Regions from separate parts of the Homo sapiens genome. Here region 1 is linked to region 2. Evidence: chromatin loops called from intact Hi-C (ENCODE). Cell type or tissue: endothelial cell of umbilical vein. All regions are shown on one strand. Each heading gives the region's core, and the rest is flanking DNA. Links, peaks and the distances in the headings are about the cores only.

Region 1 (7,864 bases), core at 1,947-5,946, 110 kb before region 2:
TAATTCTCAACTTCTTAAACTTGACTTCACATTGGAATCACAGGGAAGCTATTCACAATATGGGGCTTTGACACAATTAAATTTTAAAGATAGGACACTGGCATTAAACACACACACACACACACACACACACACCACCCCAAGATAAATCTACTGTGTAGACAAGATTGAAAGACACTGGTTCAGAGTGACAAAATGTTTAGAGACCTGTCTCTGGAGGTAAAAATATCAGTTCCATGGTCAGGTTGACACTGGTCACACAGTGTAATGTGGGCAACTTTCTCCTCTGCAGTGGTAATGTTCATCCCCTTGCTAAAGCGTGGTCTGTTACTGCAGCACCTTTTTTACCAGAGTTCCTATGTGAGTCCAGATTTTGCTTTATTTCCCCTTCTAACAGCAGGCTAGAAAAAAAAAAGATTTTGCTTCATCCAGACATGCCTGTTGCCTTAATTTGTACTTCATTAAATACATAAAGATATATGTTCTGCTCTAAGTCAATGTTTTCTTTTTTCTTTTCTTTTCTTTTTCTTTTTGTTTTTTGTTTTTTGTTTTTTGTTTTTTGAGACTGGGTTTCATTCTTGTTGCCCAGGCTGGAGTGCAATGGCACAATCTCAGCTCACTCCAAGTTCTGCCTTCTGAGTTCAAGCCATTCTCCTGCCTCAGTCTCCCAAGTAGCTGGGATTACATGCACCTGCCACCACGCCTGGCTAATTTTTCTATTTTTAGTATAGATGGAGTTTCACCATGTTGGCTAGGCTGGTCTTGAACTCCTGATCTCAGGTGACCCACCTGCCTGGGCCTCCCAAATTGCTGGGATTACAGGCCTAAGCCACTGCACCCAGCCTCCAAGTCAATTTTTTAAAAACATGATATGTGTATTCATTTATGGCACTTGCATAATAAAAGCCTGATTGATTGTGTTTATTTCAAAATATCCCAAGTAAGTCCCAGTGAGAAACTGAACAGAAATGATAGTGGTGATTCCATGGGCAACAACAGACATAATTTATGGAGAAAATACAATACAAATGCCTACATTTCTCATATTACATTACCTTGATAAATTACTTATCAAAGATTAAGAGAAAATACCTGTGCCTATTGATAAATACATGCTTACCAAGAGAAAATGTCAAGACTAAGATTGTCTAAAATGACAAATGCTTAAAATACTGACATCCGCTGCTATATTGGTGGCATGAGAAACTGTAGAAAGATGTTTGAAATCCCCTAGAGGTGCGCTAAAGATAGATGATGAAATCATTGGTGGAGAAGGAAAATGTGTGGGTCAACTGCAGCACCCTGGAGAGCGCCTCTGCCATACAGCTCACTTCTTCATGCCAGCTGGATCCTGGGGCAGAGGATTTCTTCTGGGGATGGGTCTCTAATATGAGGGTGGGAAGTGATCTTTAGTTGCCAACACCCAAACTATAAGGCATTTGATTTAATCTTTGCATTTTTAAGTTAGACTTTCTCTCTCTCTCTCTCTTTCTCTCTCTCTCGTGTGTGTGTGTGTGTAAGTTAAACCCTATGTAGGTGTATGTGTATGTGTGTGTATGTACACACACAGCATTCCAATTGCCTAATAAAGCATACCTGATATTCTGTGCCTACTAAAATTCTGATTGCTTCCTGACCATCACACAGCTCATCTCCTTCCCATTAATTTTATGCAGATGTTGCACTTGGTTGCAGTTTATTCTACACTTCACTTTTAAGATGGCCATGGTGTCAGAATAATCAATTTGTGGCCTTCATTTCATGAATTGGACCAAAGTGAATGAGATATTTGTTTTCTTGTTTTGCTTTGTATTTTCAAAGCAAGGAGCAACAGGCAACAATAAGAAACAAACAATGCCTGTCAGCTTTCCATCTCCAGCTTTATGTCTCTGTTGTAACTGGGGTATCATTTCTGCCCTAGAATACTGTTAGTACTGCCATTAAAATAGAAACTTTTCCATGCAAAACTGGTCTAAGGTTTTTGGCGTTACCCATGTAGATCTTTGTGATGAGTGAAATTTCCATTCAAGTCTTTATAGTTGCTTTAATAGTCCTGATCTACTTTTTTTTGAAGATTTGTTTTTGAGAATATGTGAACAATTTTATCGGTATTTTCTTAAAGAGACTCATTTAATGCTTTTTATAAATTACTAAAATTATTAATGGAGTTGTGTTAGGCATTTTAAATGCTAATAATTCCAGACTTAAATATTAGATTGCCATTAGACAATTAAATATTATTTGAAGTAACCAATATTATAATTAAAACGGGATTAACACCTTAAATAATATGAACTTTATTTGGTTGCAAAAGGTAGGAAACAATATAAGAAGGAAAAAAATAGGATGTTAGGACAGAAAGTGACTAAGCAGAGATGGGGAGGACTGATTTATGCTGGGTGATGAAGGGATGTCTCTGTGTGGAGAGCCAGGTGTGCAAAGAAATGGGACAGAGTTTCCAGCCACAGAGAACTCCCAGTAGTCGTGAAGTCAAAATGAGCTTGTGAAGTGCATGCACAGAAAGAAGCTTAGTAAATGAGGGAGACAGTGGGAAGAGCCAAGACCTCCAAATTACACAGGCACCAGTTCATGTGCAGGCTTTTATTCCATTGCAAAGAGCGTGGATTTTATGTCAAATACAATGGAAAGGATGACAAGCTATGTTTTCTATTTTAAGATCACACTGGCTGCTGTGTGATTTTATTATAAGAACAAAATAATAGAAGTGAGAATACAAATGACAATACTATGCAGTAGCACAAGGAAGAGGTGGCTATGGGTGGAGCAAGGAGGTAGAGGGAGAGAAGTGGGCATAATAGGAGTGCAGACAGGTAAGATGGAACTGGCTGATGGATTTGACATTGGAGGTACACACAGTAAGAATTAAAGATAGTGTTTATGATTTTGGCATGAGCATTCGGAGTGATAAATGGCTTGTCGTACCATTTGCAGTTCTGTTTGGACAAGACTGGAAGAGGAAAAGATTGTGGAGGGGCAGAGGAATTTAGAGTTCTACTCCAGCCACATCAAACCTGAAATGCCACTCAGGCATCTAGGTGGAGATGTTTAGAGAAGTCATGGGTGGAGGTAGCAATTGGTTAACCTACATATTACTAATAAAAATGTAAGAACAAATGCAACTGCTGAAAACTTGAATGTACATTCCTGAAATTGTTTTGAATCAAAGAGGAAATTCAAGCCCAATTACTAAGCTTTTGGACAATAATATAGACACTGTGTGTGAAAACTTTACAAAACATATTGTAGCTTTTCTGAGTAGCAAATTTTTATGCTTACTTTCAAAATTGCAAAGATTAAAGAAAAACACAGAAAATGAGTAGTCTTAATAGCATAAGACAAATTCTAGAAGAGTAGAAAGAAGAAATGCATGAATAATACCTCTCTACTGGTCTGCAACTGTGTCTTTATCTAGAACCTCAGCAGCAAAAAATATGTTAAATATGTTATTTGAGTGTAATTCTTTCATGCCAGGAAAAGATCTCTGGAAAGGCCAGCACTCTCAACTGATTCAGATCCATCAAAAGAATTCTAGTACAAAATGTCAGCTGGCAAACAGCCTTTATAAAACCTCTTCCAATTTCCAAATAAAACAGGCCAATCAAGAGAAAATTTTGGAAAATAAAACTCTAAAAAATAAACTTGCCAGTTATTCTAATGGCAGAATATTGGCCCCGTCTTCACTCTTCAGCAGATGGAACAAAATGGATGAAAAGCTGCCCTACTTATGCCCTAATACGGCTGGGCTTCACCTCATAAAGCTGAGGCCAATACACAGAACAACAATTTCTGTATCTCTGAGACACTGATGTGAGAGTTGTGCATTCTCACCACCTCCTCCAGCCTCCTCTCCACCATCATTTTCTTTCCACAATTTAGGATACTTCTAGCTCTTCAGGAGATCCCAATAGAAAAGTCAGAGAACAAATTTCTATTTTCATTTTTTTTTGAGGCAGAGTCTCATTCTGTTGCCCAGGCTGGAGGGCAGTGGCACGATCTCTGCTCACTGCAACCTCCATCTCCAGGGTTCAAGCAATTCTAACGCCTCAGCCTCCCAAGTAGCTGGGATTACAGGCACCCGCCACCACACCCAGCTAATTTTGTATTTTTAGTAAAGATGGGGTTTCACCATGTTGGCCAGGCTGGTCTCAAACTGCTGACCTCAAGTGATCCCCCCACCTTGGCCTCCCAAAGTGCTGGGATTACAGGCATGAGCCACTGCGCCCAGCCCAAATTTCTATTTCATATTAGATCATCTTATGCTTCCCATCACCTCCACCTCCCAAACTCTGAATCTTTTCTTTTGTACTGTTCATATTACTAAGCATAACGATATTTGATTTTGCAGATTGATTCTAAAAATAAACAATTGGTACATAATTATCACTACTTAATATGGTTTAATACACAAATTGCATACTATGATTATGCTTTCCTTTCTCTAGGCCTAAAGTCATGACCCCCATGACTTTCAGATGAGACTACTCTGGATGCAAATGTGAACGGCTTCCTGTACTGCACTCTGCCATTCCTCATAACCTCTGGGCTGATTAAAGTTCAATTAGTTGGAACATTTTATTTCTCTCATTCCCAAGAGTCTTTCTGGACTCCTCTATAAGTGTGCTCTAATTAGAATTAATAGATGAGTTGCAAATTTGTTTATCCTGTCTTTGCATTTATTTTCTATTTTCAGAGATGATTTTAGTCTTTTAGGTTTGAAACTTTTCCCCAGTATGTAAAGGCCTTCTTCAATCAACCTCTGGTGAACTGAGTGCTAAAGAGAAGCCTGTTTATTCAAATACTCTTTATTCCTTCTTAGGATATTTTATTTACATTCTAAAAGCTTTTAGGATGTATTAAAGTTTCATACTGATGGATTTAGTTGTGGATCTTCGTTTCACTAAATGTGCTGGGCATTCACTGTACCCATGCAATCTGCTGCCTGTTGACCTTGGCAGCACTGATATTCCCTTTTGGACTCTTCCTCTATTCTCTTATATGTGTAAATGTTTCTAAATATTTAAATCTTTACCTCATTATTTTGTTTTTTTGAGATAATAATCTTCAACATTATTTTAAAGGTATTCTATTGAATTAAATTGATTTGTTTTATATATATACATACACACATTGATGTGTTTGTGTACTCGTATAAATATATAGATGTCTGCCTACAAGGTTGTCAATGAGTGGTTTGTAAGATTGATTTGGCCTAGTTTCACTGTGTTGTTGCTTAATTCTCCTCTGTACCCTGAATCTGCATCATTATTTTGTTCTAAGCCTATTTTCTCCTCATTGTTTTTAACTCATCTTTCTCTTTCCAGTTGCCAGCTCTCCTCGAATGTGTTGGTCACCATTCACATTTAATACATAACGACTGTGCCCAAATGCCACACTAAGAGACCTGACCAAACTATAGCATGACTTCTAGCAGCTTCGGGTCACGTCCTCAGGATGACCCTATCTGCCTTTCAATGCCCAATTGAGAAACCTCAACATTGCCAGAAGAATTTACTGTTGGTTTTAGCCAAAACCCAGTGATGGCCAGATAAACCCCTGGACCACCTCTCAGAGCAGTTAGTTTAGAAAGCTTACAGTTCTAAATCCTTTCTCTACCCCTTGGAGATATAAATCTTCTACTGCCCAGAACTGTCTCCTCAAGGACCTGGGAGCCACCTCTTTGAAATGCAAACACTCAAAAAGTAGCTCTCACTCTCTCTCCCAGTCCCTGAGGGAGGGGAAGGGCCTAATCTCAGAGGTCACCTTGTTCCAACTTGCATCACTACCTCCTGTCATGAAGGTATGAGATGTTTGTTTCTCCTCTATAAAGCACCAATTAGCAAACTATATTAGTCCGTTCTCATACTGCTACAAAGAACTATGTGAAACTGAGTAATTATGATGAAAAGAGGTTTAATTGACTCATAGTTCCACATGGCTGGGGAGGTCTCAGGAAACTTAAAATCATGACGGAGGGCAAAAGGGAATGAAGGCAGCAGGAGAGAGAGAGCAAGAGGGGAGGTGCCATACTTTTAAACCATCAGCTCTCATGAGAACTCACTCACTATCATGAGAACAGCATGGGGGAAATCTGCCCCCATGATCCAATCACCTCCCACCAAGTCCCTCCCCTGACATATGGGGATTACAATTCCAGATGAGATTTGGGTGGGGACACTGAGCCAAACCATATCACAAACCCAGATTGGCTAGTCTCAGGGATCAAGTCCATCATAATGCCCTTCATTGCCTTTTTTGTTTTTTTGTTTGTTTGTTTGTCTTGTATATCATAGCATTTAAAAACTCTCTTGCCTTTTGTTTTGGCAGAATTCACCTCAGGCTACAGTGGGTTTTTTTGGGGTTGTGTCTTTGTTTTGTTCTTTTGCTTTTTTCTTAGAAAAGGTCTCACTATGTTTCTAGGCTGGTCTCAAACTGCCAGGCCCAAGTGATGCTTCCACCTCAGCCTCTCTAGTCACTGAGATTACAGGCATACAGTGGGCTTTAACCTCTATTGCAGTAGTTATCACTAAATAAAATCTGTTTTTATCACCTTTAACTAGTGTCTGGCTTTTAAAAAAAACTCGTTGAGAGTGACAATCTTTGATTTAGGGTACCAGTGCCTCAATATCTTTCCTAGGACTGGCCCCCAAAGAGTTGATTTGTTTCCTTTAGAGAAACATCTTTCAATGTGTTGCCTATGCAGTAAATCATAAGCTTGCAATCCACTCTGCTTTGAGTAGGCTGGAGCCAGGGCCAGGGTTGATGCCAGTGTGTAATACTGAGTTGCTATGAACTCGCTTTTTATAGTCCTGCCTCATTCTTATACACATTTATAACAACCTCTCTAAGCCTCAATCCTCCGTCTCTGCAAGCCACCTTCTCTCCTTCTCATCTGCAGCAGGCACTCTGTTATGCATCTATTCTCACCTAAGCTTCCTCTGTCCTGCTTCACTAATTACCATTCCTTCCTCTGCTTTCTGCCTTTTATCCACAGCAAGACCTATACAAATATATTTGTTGTTCTCATGGATTTATAACATTTGAATTGCATTACTACTCTTTTTAAAGAGAAGATGTAAATATAAATAAGTGATTTTTTATTGAACTAAAAAGTACTATGTCTACTTCCTTAGCTTATAACATATTGAAAGACTCTTCTAGAAAAATACAAACTACCAAATATTTGCCAAGAACTATGAAAAATGAGACATCATTAAGTACAGAAGATGCAAATCACAAATGTTCACAAATTGTCTTTAAAAACATTGATAATACAGATTTGTAAAAAGAGTAATTCTGATTTATAGGAACCCGATAATTTCAAGGAATATAAATTGACCTAGAGAATAAAATAAATGTGGATATTTTTCTAATGTGTTGTGACGAAGTTAATGTGCAAGATTATCTTAGTGAGATGTTAATTTTTCTTTCACCTATACATTTGAGTACTGTTCTTTCAATCTAGTAAAGTAGTTAGACCTTTTTTGTTTCCTTGTTTCAAAGATACGTCTAGGGCTGAAGGCCAAATTGACAACTCCTGGGCTCTCTTGTAAAAGTCTAAATTAATTTCAGTAATTATACTAAAGAGGAATAGTTTAAAAGACAGTAAGAGAAGGGGTGAAGAAGACAGAGAAAGAGAGGGAAAATTTCATGTTCTAGAACCAGGCTTGAGATTGGTGGGTTCTGTGAATTCAGACCCTGTGTGCCACCCTCTGGAAGAATATAAGGATGCCATTTTAGAAAAATAAAGCTGATAAATATTAATATGAGAGCTTGTTCTTTGAAAATTAAAATAAAATACACTCTGAGGGAAACTAGTGAGAAAAATATTTTTTAAGTACAAATA
Region 2 (7,864 bases), core at 1,988-5,987:
GCCACACTGAGAGTGAGGATTTTGACATAGGAATTTTGGCAGAGGTGGGCTTTGAGGGAGGGAATTTCACAATTCAGCCCATATCAAGGGTTTTAGCGTATGAGACAGAAAAGCCCACAATGGCACGTGGAAGGAGTAACACCTAGATGTTTCATTTTTCTATCACTTTTTAACATTCTTGTCTAATGATGAGAATAAATCATTATTATTTTAGAAACACACATATATCTTGCAAAGATATAATAGGAAATTTAAAAATACATATATATCACGACACTAGAAATGCCTGGTAAAATAAAGATAGACATTACGATTCTATAATTTTTCAAATTACAATGAGACCAGAGTAAAAAGAAGCAGACTCTATGTGACATTTCATCTTAACAAGGAAAAAAGATGAGAGGAGATAACAACATTTAGAAACAGAAAGATTATTTAAGATTAGAAGAAATTCCAATTACTTTTCTGAAATTAATAGGAAAAATTATAATCAATGAGTTCTTAAAATTGTGTGAAGATATTCAAAGGTTCAGTGGAAGAGGATTAGCATTTATACCCTGAGAAAATCTCACAGTCCCCTATAATTTGATAGTGACAGTTAGTGGTTTGATACCAACCTGAGATCATTTGCTTTTAGACTTAAGAGTATATTTACTATCAGTGAAGATCCAAACATACTCTAGAAAATGTTGAGAGCAGATAAAAGTTTTTGAATGGTTTCAAGGTCAAATGTTTCTGGAAATTATTATATTACATTGAGAATACATTTTAACTGTGTGTACAATTTAAATATATTAAAATTAGCAGGCTGGGGTGGGGGTGGCTCACACCTGTAATCCCAGCATTTTGGGAGGCCGAGGCGGGCAGATCATGAGGTCAAGAGATCAAGACCATCCTGGCCAAGATGGTGAAACCCCATCTCTACTAAAAATACAGAAATTAGCTGGGCACGGTGGTGCAGGGCTGTAGTCCCAGCTACTCGGGAGGCTGAGGCAGGAGAATTGCTTGAACCCGGGAGGCAGAGGTTGCAGTGAGCCGAGATCGCGTCACTGCACTCTGGCCGGCAACAGAGCACGACTCCATCCCCCGCCCACAAAAAAAAAAAGAAATTGGCTCCATTATGTAGAACATTTCTGTACCTATAATGTGATGCTATTGTGAATTTTCAAGAAAGGGTATATAGCATGCAGCCTTATCCAAATTTAACCACTAGGAATCAGATTTTCAGGTGGGTTTCTTTAGTCTAGTGGTCCTCAAATGGTTCCAGAAACTCTGAAATATAATTTTGATTTTTTTTTTTCTGGAGACAGTGTAATCCGACCATATTTAAAAACAACGTTCTACTCCCAAATTGCTTAAATTGTCTTTAGAGAAACAGGTCATGTATAATAGACAAAAATCTAAGTTTGCCATTTCCTGACAAACTTGCATGCATAGTTTGCCATTTCACTTGGAAGAAGGAAAGGCCATTTTTGGAGGGAATGTATGGGAGATACGTGGAATAAATGGGAACTTCGCTGAGGCCTGAAGATGGGGGCACGTGACACACGAGAGGACACTGGCACTGGTAAGAGAAGAACAGGATTCGTGAAGCATGGAGAATACCTTAAATAAGAATCAGTCTCCTTGAGTCTGATTTTATTTTTTCTCTGACCACTCTTAGCGGAGAAACAGTGCTGAAACATGACCCAGAGCATGGGATTTCAAATCAGACCAATGGAGCTTCGCTTTTCACTTCTCCATTTCAAACCTTTGTGAACGTCGCTTAGCTATAGCGCTGCACCTCACCTGCAGATGGGGGTAATGATAGCAGCCAGTTCATTGAGTTATTGGAAGATTAATTAATGCCCTTAAAGCACCTTCCTAGCATTGGCTCCACCTAAAGTAAGTGATTAATGTATATTGAAATATTATTAATACTGTAACTCCTTACCTTGTAATCAGTGCATCTGTTTTGAGCTAAAATCACAGTGACTTCTTTAGCTAAAATGAATTATTTTGCTGAATATACAATTCAGATAGCACAATTAAGCATTTTTCACTTAAGTATTTTGTGTTTAACGGTTTCCTTTGTGTACATACATATAATATATAAACTATATAAATAATTATTTGTGTTTAGTTTGTTGATATTTAGTATCTAGAGAGAGCCTTGCGTTGTCCAGGCATTCCCTCCTGGTTTCAAATCCCCTTCTTCCCCGCCAGCGTTTCCTCTTAAGGATGTGAAGAGGTGTCCTAATTACAAGTCAGGGCGCATACCTCGGTGCGCCCCCTTCTTCCTGTGCTGTTTGTCTTCAGTGCCTCACACCAGTGCCTTGGACCCATTTGACTTCCTTCATCTCTGCTGACATTTTTCTTTCTGTCTCATATCAGGAGGTGCACTGTGAAAAACCTCCCCTTTGAGGAAGCTTCAAAAGTTACGTTTCTGTTCTAGCACAGCTCTTTTTTCTAGTTACATCTCTTACAAGTATAACCTGTCTTTAATCACTGCATGACCTTGACAAGATTTAGAATCACAGAACCTCATCACTCACATGGACCCATGGGAATACCCAGTTGAACCCAATACAGAAAATTTCTTTCAATCACCCCTGAAAAATGGCTGTGCAACCTTTGAGTGTATTTCTGCAGTGACAGAGTGCTCCATAACTCAGGAGGCAGCAAATCCCATTGTTGACTAGCCTTAAGAGCATCCTATATTTAGTCAATGTATGCCTCCCTACAACTTTAACCTGGGTAGTAACTCAGGGCTGCGTGACTGAAAGACGTACTGTGGAATACGAATACTCTTTCCAGCTCTCCAGAGAGATGGTAAATGAAATGCAGTTTTCATCTCTCAGTATTCTCCTGTACTTAACCATGGCAGTTTCTGATTAGTCATTGTCACTGTTGGAAGTGGCTTGAATTGGGCATTCTGCATCTCACCAGATGTATAGAGGGTTGTGGTGCACTCCAAAGCCTATTTTCCATCCATCAAGCTCTGTTTGCTCAGGCTTCGTCAGTTTCTATTATTAATCACTTATTTCATCTATTTTCCAATTGCTTTACAGAGTTGCCTCATTTTTAGCTAGTGGCTAAAGTTACTCAGCAGGTCTGTAGTTTCTTCACTTATAAAAGTGAGATAATAGGTCTGAATCCAACTTTGTACAGCAGAGGACATTATTCAAGTCTTAAAGTGCTTAATGTGTCCACATATTCATCAAGATATTCAAAATTATATTATCACATGCATGATTGTTTAAATTAATAAATAAAAGTTTAATATTTTTATAAAAGTAAAATGTTGGAAATTACACTCAATTATAGTAGTTGTTAATGTCTTATAAATATTGTTGATATTATTTTCATTGTTGTTAGTGTTTTATAAATATTAATCATGTAACATCCTTTCAGGAAGGAGCCATTCATATTACCCTTTGACGGATGAGGAAAATTGATATATGGCAAGAAAAGTGGCAGAGCTGATGTTTGAAACTCAAATTTCAGGTTCTAAAATCTTTGTATGCTTAACCTTTAGGCTGGATTACTTACTGAGTTAACACAATAATACCCATGTGATGAATACATGACACATGCTCTTTGGCATCAGGAAGAGGAAAGTTGGGAGTTTATAGATAAGAACAATTGGGTGTCACGGAAGTTAGTTGATGCATGTAGAATACAGAGATTGTGAGGTCCTTCTCAGAAATCTTTGCCTGTTGTCTTTTCTGCAGGATAGCCAGGCGTGCTGAACACTTGAGTTTTCAGTTAATGAGAGTCCCCATAGGTGTCCCTTTCCTTCCATGTTCCTTGGAACTGAAAATCTCTAAAGTTCACTTGAAAGAGGTTTTAACAAAAGCTTAATACAAGGCTTTGGATATTGAAGTAACAATGACCAACTTCAACAAATGCTTGGAAAAGGAAGTTTATCCAAACCTTTCAGGCTTTGGATAGAACTTTTGAAATCAAAGACAAATAGTGAAGTTCTCATGTTTAAGACATTCTTCAATGTTTAGGATACCTCAAAATTCACTTACTTCTCCAAAGGTTATAATCACAGAAAGTCATTTTCAAAAGAAATTAGGTACTACTTGTCACTGCAGTTCTTAAGAGCAGGAAATGGTATTTGCAGGTTTTGACATTGTGATAAATGTTTGTAATTGGGTTAATATTACTGTTTCGTACCAGAGAACTAACTACACTTTTCACCGCTGCTGAAGGGATGGCTTGGTTGGTAACGATCTGGACTATTTTGCTGAACATTTTCATTGTGCACACTTAGCATGCAGGGAATCTGAAACCAAGAAAGAAAATCAGTGCAACCTGGAATGCAAGATCGAATTTTACATTTTTTTTTTTTTACAATTAATTGACTTTATTTTCAGTTCAAAGTGTTCTATAACTTCAGTTGCTGATGGTTCAATTCACATTTGAAGCAAGTCTGAAAGTTAACTTAGAATGGTATTCCTAAATGTTTTCTAGTCACGATTTCCTAGAAACCCATTGTCCATCAGTAGTGCCTAAACTTTGCCAATCTACTTTTATTCAAAAAGGAGGCAGGGGGAAGGCTGGAAAAATAAACCAGGTTTGAAATAACATTTTACAAAGGTTTAAAACCTTTGTAAGCAGCAATTCAGACATTTAGTTTATTTTAATGTCATGCTTTTATTAGAAACTAGGAAGTGGGTTTTTTTTTACTTCATTGTTAAATTTGAAACAAGTGCATACTCAGTCCTTCTAAATGCAATTAGGTAAATAGAAGGCTCTTTTCCCACTAACTTACGCTATCACTGGAGATGTGTTATTTTTAGTATTGATTGTTTGGTTGGTTTGTTTGCCTTTAGAGACAGAATCTCCCTTTGGTACCCAGGCTGGCCTCGAATTCCTAAGCTCAAACAATCCTCCTGCCTCAGCCTCCTAGAAGATAGGACTATAAGCATCACTTGGATTGGTACATCCCCATCTTTGGAGGAAGTCTGCGATGAAGCCTTGTGTAAGTCAGTCACAGTGTTAAACTGAACCCAGGAGATTTCACAGGTAAGAAAACTGACTCATAAAAATCCAATAAATCATCTTAAATACAAAGTTCAAATTTAATATATTCCCTTTAAAAGTTAGTATTTTGGAGATAAATGTTTTACCAAACATGTTAGTAATAACTTATGCTTGTTAATTTTAAGTCAACATTGAGAGATGGTTTTATTACAATAATTTTTAACGATGTCTAAGACTGAATAAGAGTATCTGATGATAACCTAACCCGAGTAAACTTAAAAAAGCAGTAGTATTTCCCAATTAATAGCACAATGAACTGTGGCTTAACAATTTTCATATACTAGATATACTTTTCCCACATCATGACATATGAATTGTAAAGATGAAATTGCTAGCACTCTTCTCTGTTGAAGAGGAATTTTGGAACATGCAAATGCAGATGGTACTGGATAACCTCCAGTCTGTGCCTCCATCTTGCTATATAAACTCTTCTAAAATTAGTGGAATTCTCATAAGAAAAAAAAGGCAAGTCCAAAGTGAAGTCATGTTACTTGCTTGCCTGATACTTCAGGATGTGCAAAATTGAAACAATATGTGGTGTTCATAGCTAGTGTCAATATGTCTACCACATAAGAGATGCCTATTTAATTTTAGACACTGTTCAAGCGGATTTAAGGGCTTTATGATGAAAGCTGTTATGTGCCACCCAGTTCTCCCCTCAGCTTCTGGGTGTGTTACCAGATGACTGTCCTCAGGTACAGTCTGTTTTTGGGAATGCACAATTCCAAGCTCACAATTTCTTTCACAAGCAGCCTACATTCAGTGTCTGATCAACACGTGAGATCAAGAACCAGATGCTTCACCTACTCCAGACCACTCACCTGTGGCTCACTCAGCACTCCCCATGGGTGTGTCCTGGGTCATTTTCCACTGCACCACAATGCACTATCTCCCCATGCCAAAGCCTCCTGTCTCTCACAAGGCAGTGATCCCAATCATGCTTCCTCATAAGCATACTGCACACTAATTTTAATCTCAGATTTTGCTACCTGAAGGACCTAACCCATGACACTTGGTGCCAAGAACGGTCCAAATAAAGGAGAGGCTAAAATGGAATTCTGGAGTTGGACCAGCTGCCAACCAGCTGGCGATAAAAACTCCACTGGTGGCAGGTGGAGCACAGAGAGGCCCTGGCAGGAGCTAACAGCACAATTACTAAAACATTCACTGGCTGTGGATCAATGTTATACCACTGGCAAAAACTGCATTAGCTGGTACAACCTGGTGTTGAAGAGAGATGTAGTAAACAGTAACCATAGGGCAGTGGGATTGAGTGCCTATTGCTAAGCTTGAGAGTGATTGATTGATTGATAATTAAAAACTAAATGTGGAGACCAGAAGGCCTCACTGATTGCATATAAAGAGACTCTACTCTCTTAAAACTGGAAGGCAGAGAAAGCTGAGGACCAGACCTAGAGCTTAGTGGGAAAAGTAGCTGCGCTTCAAAGAAGAAAAATCCTCACCACGGCAGCTATGCCATGCCAAGTGCAGGAGCCTTGTTGGGAAACAATGACCCTGACATGTAGAATGAGCCTATCTGGGTTGATGCTCTAAATATTTTGAATCCCCAGGTTTTCCTTAATCCTCTGACTTTGCAAAAGTGGCATGCTCCTTCTTAGGAAAAGAGTGCTTCCTAGTGGGGCCAGGAACTCTCCATTGCTTGATAGAGAAGTCTTTGTTTTGAAAGACACCATGAACATATCACAGGTCCCTACTTCTTCTCCTGGCAGCCAGGAGGGTTAATTTACAACAAAACCAAGCTGTTTGTATCAAATAACAGCAGCTGTCATCTGGTAACATGATTGAATGGTCTGTTTAAAGGCACAGTTCATGCTCCAGCAAGGAGACAATGTTTTACCAGAATGGGGCACTATCTTTGAGAATGTAGCATGTCCTTTAAATCAGTGGCAGCTATATGGCACTGCTCCCTGAACAAGTAGAATGCATGGATCCAACAAACAAGAGATCAAAATAAAAGTCTCCCTACTCACCATCACTTCAAGTGATTTATTTGGGGACTTATGCATTTTATCTTTGCAGCTCTGTATTCCGTAGACTTAGAGCTTTTTGTTACCAAAGCGGGTTTGCCTCTACCAGGGAGACCTTAAGAGTCCCCTTGACCTAAAAGCTAAAGTCATGGTCTAAGCATTTCAGACTTTTCGTGCCAGAGAACCAGTAGGCAAAAAGAGTCAGTAATATGATGGGGTGTAGTTGATCTTGACTCTCAGGAGGAGACAGCTACTGGAGGGCAGGTAGGAGTACACCCGACACCTAGGTGGTTTACTTTGGCTTCTCTTGGCAAGTCCTTATCTAACTGAAGAATACATGGTGACCAGGGGCTTGGATGCCTAGGGGAATAGGGGTTAAAATCTAGATCACATCACCAGATGAACCACCAAGATAAACAGAGATGCTGGTGGAAGGTGAAGGTAGTCTAGATTGGATATTAGAGGAGGAAGACCCTGAGGATCCAGTGCAGCCTTGACACCAAATACAGAGGCAGGGCCTGGAGCTCTTTCCAGTGACCTTCCTCTGATAAATGACCAAGAGAAAGAAAGGCTTGCAGAATTCTTGGGAGTGTGCTCCCAGGTCTTACACAAAGAAGTGAGTAAGAAGGTGCACATTGTCCACTGTGATGGGGACTATGGTCCATCAGACAGATCCCTCTGCAGGACTTCCTCATCCAGGTTCAGGGAGTGCTAGCAAAAGGCAGCCTTCAGCTGTAAGCCCTCCACAGAAAGAAATGGACTCTGCTGAAGATAACAGCCTCACTCAAGCTCATTTCTTCTTCCAAAGACAGCCAGGAGTCAACAACTGATGATCACAGGGA

The links. A loop is a pair of places that touch in the nucleus more often than their neighbours do. Peaks named below come from ENCODE experiments on the same cell type or tissue, not always from the same donor. Only the 100,000 strongest peaks of a DNase experiment are listed, where the experiment ranks them.
Region 1: a loop joins it to region 2, with 2.9 times the contacts of the local background. A loop is called at or near these places in 1 of 110 quality-filtered maps.

The regions. Positions count from the first base shown.
Region 1 is chr7:52,353,964-52,361,827 of GRCh38, forward strand. The region is part of intron 1 of LOC124901810 (a long non-coding RNA gene); the gene reads left to right. LOC107986796 (a long non-coding RNA gene) reads left to right here. Exons shown (of 3, transcript XR_001745210.2): 3 at 4,464-5,086. Among named protein-coding and RNA genes, the nearest start is that of POM121L12, 680 kb to the right of the region's middle. In endothelial cell of umbilical vein, for the core only: no CTCF peak of the experiment used is centred there; no DNase peak of the experiment used is centred there.
Region 2 is chr7:52,459,968-52,467,831 of GRCh38, forward strand. No RefSeq gene overlaps it. Among named protein-coding and RNA genes, the nearest start is that of POM121L12, 570 kb to the right of the region's middle. In endothelial cell of umbilical vein, for the core only: no CTCF peak of the experiment used is centred there; a DNase peak (open chromatin) is centred at 3,624; H3K27ac peaks cover 1,163 bases.